3 separate regions of the Homo sapiens genome follow, and all the other regions are linked to region 3. Evidence: chromatin loops called from intact Hi-C (ENCODE). Cell type or tissue: mammary epithelial cell. All regions are shown on one strand. Region 1 has its middle 130 kb from the start of LINC01448. Region 2 overlaps LINC01448 (long intergenic non-protein coding RNA 1448). Region 3 has its middle 36 kb from the start of GLI3.

Region 1 (2,500 bases), 300 kb after region 3:
AAATATTTTTCCAACTTTGAGATCCTCTTACATGGAACTATAGTGCATCTATATTTATTTCTTCATATCTTTTTCTTAATCCTGATGTTAATTTTGCATATGCCGATTTTTAGACACTCATTGAAGGCATAATTGCAAAAAGGTGGAACTAGGGATGGAAAAGCAAAGGAGAGAGGGCAGAAAACAAAGTAGGAGAAAGTTTGTACAGTGTAGTCTTGATTGCTTCTCAGTCTTTTGGCTAAGATCAAGTGTATAGCATGGTCTTGGCTCAGCTACAGAAAGTGGATGTGAAATAATCGTGGCCTTAAAACTACTTGGGAATGGGTTGGAGTGAAGAAGCTGATAGATGTCTTAGAAGAATCAGGTACCTCTTCTGTCTTTTCATGTGCACATGAGGTAGCATTAAGGCTGTGTTTAACTTCTGTATTTGGGAGAGCGGTTGAGAAATACCTACTTAGCTCTGGCAATATGACTGAGTTAAGTAAACATTTCCCAGACTGTTCATATCTCAAGCTCCCAAGTTAACTGCAATTCGAGACCTTAAAGGCATGTTTCAACAGTTCATAATTATAAAGCACTGAACATTTAAATGGAAGACCAAGAACAACAACAACAAAAGAAAATATCAATCAAATGCTTTTTTTCGATATGTAGATCAGCAAAATGAATTACAAGCATTTCATTTACACTTCAAAGATAGAAGATCTTGAAATACCTCAATCACATGAAACAGAGGTTGGCAAACTACAACCTGCAGAATAAATCTGGCCTGCCACCTGTTTTGGTAAATAAAGCTTTACTGGAACACAAACATGCTCGTTCATTTGCATATTGTCTATGGCTGATTTGAGCTACACTAGCAGAGTTGAGTAATTCAGACACAAACCAGATGGCCTGCAAAGCCTAAAATATTTACCGTCTGCTCCTTTAAAGAAAATGTTTTTCCAGCCCCTGACATAGAAGAAGGTAAATGGAAACTACGCTTGTACCTCTGTGAATACCAGTCACTCAAGATGTGTAAAATATCAATGGTATTCTCTTCATATTACCTTTGCTATCTTTGCTATTTCATTTGGTGACCTTGTATTGAGCATTCTGGCTTGAATATGGGACTCAGGTATATCCAGGCAGGGGAAGTGAGAGCTCTAGAAGCCCGCTTTCATGGGGACTGAGGAGCATCTTTGGAGAACTTCATTTGGGGCAAGACCAAGTCAGGAACACAGGGCTCACCTCAGTAACAGAGTGTTGGCTGCCACCAAGGGGCATTTCTGAGTACAGCTCGGTTTCAGTTATTGAAATTTGTTTTCCAATCACAACTTCATCAAACTTACCTTTTCTTTCTCATGAAATCAGGAACCAAAATTATTCTGAGTTATTTCACAGAAGTATCTTTAAGAAATCAGTCATATACAGTGCTGCTTCGCAATCCCTTTGAAGGGGCATAAACACACAAAAATGAAAGGGAAAGAGGCATCTCTCCCTTCAGTGCCACACAATAAATGTCATGCAATTCTGGCAATGTGTTGACTCTGGTAAGGTTTTGGTATCAAGGAATGTGGTGACCAAGATGGTGGATGGCTGTAGAGGGCAGAGTGCCTACTTAGTGAAGCTTGGTTGAACAGAAAGTTTGAACAGAAAGAAGCACTGGCCCTTGGAGCTTGGGCTGCAGTATAAGAAGTGCAGAGGAAACCTCAGCTCCGGCAGAGTGGCCCCGAGGGCCAGGGACTTGGCAGAGCTGGATGATGCTTAGAGACCATCACTCAGCACTCAAGTTTCAGCCAACTTTCTGAGTTACCCCTGACCACACTGGAGTGGAAGAAATAAATATTTTGTTCTCATCAGAATTATTTTTCCCTTTGTTTAAAAGTAGCTGAGGGAATCAGAGTAGATAGGAATCAGAGAATTGCTTTTGTGCCAGCAGGAATATAAGGAAAAGAGAATGTGCCTTCGGTTTGCTCTTCCTCCTAACCTCAAGCCATGAGTTTTTTTCTTCCCCAGGAAGTAATGACCTTTAGGCTCACATGCTTATCTTTACAGGTTTGCAAAGAACCAGTGCAAAAGCCCTTTCACCACACCAGAGAGATTTTGAGGCCAAGCTCCAAAACTCTAAGGGAAAGAGAGGCCAGCTGCTGAGAAAATACAGGTCTCTTTCCAAATCAAAGAAAGACAATCTTTCCCTAACTTTGATCACGTCACTTAATCTTTCATAGTCTAAGCTAAAAAATTAATACTATTTATAGAGAGATTCTTCCAAGAAAGGGGCCCTATGCCTTTTATTTTCAAGAAGTATTTCCTCTATAATGGGTGTAATGTGCTTTCTGGAGGAATGGCTTATATGTAAGAATGATACTTCACCTATAGACCATTGTAAAATTTCCTCAAATTCATCACAGAAGTAAAATGAAAGCTAGGGATGATGGGTAGCCAGCTCCACAAAAAGAGTCTTTATGGTAAAATATATTAGGGAAATGCTAAATTTGAAAAAAAATAAATGGTTTAT
Region 2 (2,500 bases), 420 kb after region 3:
AAGGGAAATCAAAACACTGGTCTATAGGAAGACTTGTACATGAATGCTCACAGCAGCTATAATCATATTAGTCAAAAACTGGGAGCAATCTAATGCCCATCAGCATGTAAATACATGAATTATGACACATCCATACACGGGAATACTAGCTAGCAATGAAAAGAAATGAACAACATGGATGAACCTCAAAAACTTGCAGAATGACACAAGCTAGATACAAAAGGAGTACATACTATCTGATGCCATTTGTACGAAACTCTAGGAAGGCCCAAAGCAATCTATAGTGATAGAAAAGCCAGCCAGAGGGTGTGTGGAGATGGGAGTTAGGCGGAACTGACTGGGAATGGGCACAAGAAAGTTTTGGGGGTGATTGAAGTGTTCTGTGTCTTGATTGTGATGATGGTTATATACGTATATAATTTTGTCAAAACTCATTGAAAAGTGCACATGAAAAAGCTCTGGTTTGTCTCTGGGTTTTACCTGTTTTTAGGGACAGGCTGTGGAATATGTACACGTTGTTCTGGCCTCCACGTCCCCCTGGGGAATGCTGGGGACTTCCTGCAGCCTGCCTGGGCTGAAGGAGAGCCTGTGGGCTCACACCTTAGAAGAGGGAAGCTGGCTTCACCGGCCAGCTGCAGGCTTTTAAGGAGGCAGGAGCTGGAGGGGAAGTTGTGTCCTGTGGAGACTGGATGGGGTCACTCCATTTTCAACCCTGGGCCTCACAACACTAGGAAGCTGCACCAAAGCTCTGCTAAGAGTCAGTTATATTAGGGTGATTTTGCCTTATTTTATTGCTCCCAATTCCTAGTTTTCAGTCTCGAAGTCACCCTGAGGTGGCCCACTTTCCTTCCTGCAGGCATGGTCTGCCTAGCTGCAGTCACAACGTCTGCAGAAAAGTCAGTTTTCATCAGAGACTGCTGGTCTCACCAGCAGAAGTAGAGGGAATCCCGGTCCTCACCCAGTCTCATTCCCAAACCTCTTGTGAGTGACCAGAAGGACTGGGGCTTACCAGCTCCCTGCTTTTTGCATCAGGAAGGCACCAAACTCCAAGTCCAGAGTAGACTCTGCCTTACAATCCAGGAGATATACCCAGAGAGAGGTTGCCATACCCACGGGGGTACTATACATACCATTACACATCAGCTGGAATGGACACAAGGAACTTAGTGCGGTTTTCTTCTCTGTTTTTGCCTTCCTGGTGTCCTCTCCTTTACCATATGGTGTGATCACCCTCTAGGGGTCAAATGCCTCTTCGCATCCACACGAACATTCAGACTCACTTCAAGCCAAGGAAAATCTCTAATGCTGTAGATGTTTACCTCTTCAGCCCTCTCACAGAGGGCAAAGAGGAAGCCTGTGGGAGGGCCACAGAGCAACACAGTGGCTGCTGGAAATATTTTCCTGACTCAAAAGAAGGCAACTTAACGAGTGCAGGAGTAACCCAAGCGCTCGCCTACTTTCCCGGACCCACTCCTGCTGTCCAGAGTCACTTTCAAATACACCTGGGGAAATGGGCTTTGTCATAGTCTCACCCTGCTCTCTGCTTCTACATCTGATAACCTCCTTCCTATTGCTCTTACTCCTTCCTTCATTCCTCACAAAGTTCAATACAAGAGAATAGGATGTAAGGTTTTTGGGGTAGCTGAGAGGAACTATAGCACCAGACAGGAAATAATTCCAAGTTCACTTCTGGGCATTACTAAAGAAAGAACCCAGGGGCCATCTGACACCATAGTGGAGTTCTTTCCTGGCCTGCCCTTCCCATCTCCCAGGATTTTCTCCTCTTCAAGAGATTCTCCTTCATACTGCAAATTGCCAAATTCTTATTATTCTCTTTTCCTATTTAAGGCCTACCCAAGTGGCCTTATTTTTGTAATTATCTTAAGGTATCTTCCTCACTAAAAGATGATTTTGCCTTCTTCCTAAGAAGATAGGTTCAAAGTAGCACCAGGCTTTTGAAATTCTTTCTCCCCATTCTGCCTTTCATATATGTCTGTGTGTGCATATGTGCACATATGTGTGTAAGTACATATATGTGTGTGTTGTTTTGTGTATGTACATGTATGAGCATGTGACTGTATGTGTGTATTTTGTATACATTTATGTATATGTGTGTATGTGTGTGTTGTGTGCATATTTGCATGTGTGTGCATGTGTATGTTATAGTCACCCAAACATGGTTTACTTTATCCTTGCTTTTGGAGAGGAAGTAATTCTAGTCAAATGAGTCCAAATTACTATTTTTAAATTTTATTTAACCATTTTAGTAACAAACAATGTCTTGTTAGTGTGTACACAATTTTCACATTGGCATGGAACTTTGTCATTTGCTGATTATTGGACTTTTTCCCAAACACTTGTTTTGACTTACACAACTCCCCGAAGAAAATAGCTCCCAGTAGCAGTTTGCTTCCCTGAGGACCTAAAACTGGGCTCTGAATCTTTGACAGCAACTCACAATGTGGTTCTCAGAGATACAGAAGATCAGATGACTTCTTTA
Region 3 (2,500 bases):
ACATATGTGAAGAGTTCACTTCAAAGGCTGGGTTTGTGTAGATGCCTGTGATTCACATTGTCAGAGAATTGACTGTAGGGCTACGTTGCTCTTCAGCTTAGTACCGGAACTGAACTGAAGGAAGCAGTTGCCCCTTAGGAGTGGGCAGGAAGCTCCGCCCATGAAACAGATCTGCTTCTCCATTGAACTGGAACCTCTAAACAAATGTAAAAAGGGAATGCCGATAACTCGTGGAGCACTGAATGGATCTGATGAGCATAAATATGTGTGTCAGAAATCAGTGCCTCGGCAGTAATGGCTATACACATTTCCTTTTTCTCTTTTTCCCATCAGTTACAGAACACATATGTCCCAGCTAGAAGTAGACAGTGAGGGAAGTTTGAACCTTCGTCCTACCTACTTTGTTGTAAAGGGAAATCGTATATTTTGAAGGGCAAAGCATGTACAAACTTGTTCTGCATTTCAATCCAGCCACAACTAAATATGCTTGGTAGTAATTTTTAGGAATACATCTAAGAACTTTCCAAAATGTTGCCTGTGATCCTCGTTTTCAGAGCTGCCTAATTTTTTTTTTCTGGTCAGTGTGATAGAACTGTGGGAGAAAAATGTCAAAAATTTATTTTAAAATTGGAGGTCCCTGTTTTCAATTTAAATACTTTGTTAAACATACTTTAAAAAGTCGTGACCTTTTATAACTTCTCACTAAACTTGATGCAGAAACACAAATAATTCTCAAAAAAAATTAGCTGACAGAATCTTTGAGGAATTTTCACAAACTGTTAAGATTAGTGGAGATAGATGGAAGAAAGAGAACTGGTAGCTTGCCCACCCACCACCTTGTTAAGACACAGCATTCTGGCTCATAAAATTGATGGAAGTAAGGATGAAAGACATTTAAACTCTTCTCCACTCTATGACCCCTGACTCAGAGCCATGATTTGACTCAACCAGAGAACCTGGGGGCCATCACTTTACTCTGTGGGTGCCCTTCCCTGCCATAGGCTTCTACATTGTTTCCTGATACTCAGCAGGAATGGAGAACCAGACTAGCAGTGGTACATTGTATTCAAGCAGATACTTAACAGGATAGGCTTTTATTTATGCTGGTGATGGTGATTCACATGTCAGAGAATCGGCCCCAGGACTGGTGGCTCTTGCACTTACTACCAGAGCCCAACTAGAAGCAATTCCCCTTACCCACAAAACAGATCTTTTGCTGGAGGTGTTAAAAAGTGGATTAAACCACCTGCTAAGTGGACTATCCAGGGAAGATCTTCAAGGTACATACAGGCCCAAGTTAAGGTTATGAATCGAAGAGAAAGGTGTTTTGCTTTGTTAATAATGTCAAAGATAAAGAGACAAAGCTGAGAATGAAACATGAGGCAGAAAGCAGTGCACTGCAACTAAAAGCAGCAAGAGGGAGCAAGGATGCCTGAGAGGATGCCTGTGACTCAGTCTAGAACACAGAGGCAAGGAGCTAGAATCTGCCTCCAGGGTGGGGAGGAAGCCATGCACAGCATTCTGGGGAATGACATTCCCACACTTCCTTGGCCAACGGAGAACCTTGGTCTGATTAAAATGATCTGGATGTAAATCTGCCTCTGCATAGTGAGATGACCAGCCAGAGGAGTCAGGAGATGCCTGTTGCAGGGCAACAGAGTCACACATATTTGGCTTCTTTATGGAGCTCATGGGCAAACATAATTTGGATGGGTCTCCATGTGCAACACTGTTTTAGTTATAATGATATATTCTGGAGAACAATATGATTTTGGTAACTTAGAGAACTACCTTTTAAGGCTCCCTGGCATTTTTGTTTTGTTTTGTTTTTTGGTTAAAGACTCTGTTCTCCCCTTCCCCCACAGCCCTAATCTCAGCGTTCTGAAGTAGGCAAAAGCCTCCCTGTCCCTAACTCCCATTATTACTCTTCAGTAGAAAATAACTTTGGGGTAACAAAGAAGGAAGGATAAAATACACAAATAAACTTGGTAGAAGCATATATGAATTGCTTAATATTTACTGTGAAATTATTAACTTCTATGCAAGGTTTTATATTATGAAATTGTGTTCTGTAAACTTAAAAAATAGTCCAGTAATGTTATTACAGTTAACTTCATGGTATAAACAACGCAAATGCACAGGCATTGTACGAAACAAAAAGTGGGATGATTTTCCATATACGTATTAGTAATAGAAAGTGAGTCATGCTTGAATTGCAAAATATGTATGTGGTAAAGGCCAGTAATTTGAAGTTTTATGTCAGAAAAATTGCTGATCTAGCTGTCTCACCACGCTGTGGGAATAACCAATCAACTCACAACATGATCAGGTCAAGAAGTAATTTATACTTAAAAAAGCAAAAAATGGGAGCAATTACAAATTACAATGAATTTAAGATAGCGAAAAGGAAAAATTAATAACAAAGTACCTGGTCCCCCCAAATGGAAAGTTTCCAGTCTGTATGTGTATGCACAGTAGAGTATTTGTAAAGTTAGAGCCT

What was found. Hi-C counts contacts between places; a loop is a spot of excess contacts. Peaks named below come from ENCODE experiments on the same cell type or tissue, not always from the same donor. Only the 100,000 strongest peaks of a DNase experiment are listed, where the experiment ranks them.
Region 1: it touches region 3 in a loop (8-fold over the local background); 2 of 110 quality-filtered maps call a loop at or near these places.
Region 2: it touches region 3 in a loop (3-fold over the local background); 3 of 110 quality-filtered maps call a loop at or near these places.

The regions. Positions count from the first base shown.
Region 1 is chr7:42,573,640-42,576,139 of GRCh38, forward strand. No RefSeq gene overlaps it. Among named protein-coding and RNA genes, the nearest start is that of LINC01448, 130 kb to the right of the region's middle. In mammary epithelial cell, a CTCF peak has its summit at 1,258; no DNase peak of the experiment used is centred here.
Region 2 is chr7:42,690,004-42,692,503 of GRCh38, forward strand. The region is part of intron 1 of LINC01448 (long intergenic non-protein coding RNA 1448); the gene reads right to left. Among named protein-coding and RNA genes, the nearest start is that of LINC01448, 15 kb to the right of the region's middle. In mammary epithelial cell, a CTCF peak has its summit at 1,234 (motif pointing left); a DNase peak (open chromatin) is centred at 1,228.
Region 3 is chr7:42,272,024-42,274,523 of GRCh38, forward strand. No RefSeq gene overlaps it. Among named protein-coding and RNA genes, the nearest start is that of GLI3, 36 kb to the left of the region's middle. In mammary epithelial cell, a CTCF peak has its summit at 1,415; DNase peaks (open chromatin) are centred at 1,468 and 2,208; H3K27ac peaks cover 1,053 bases.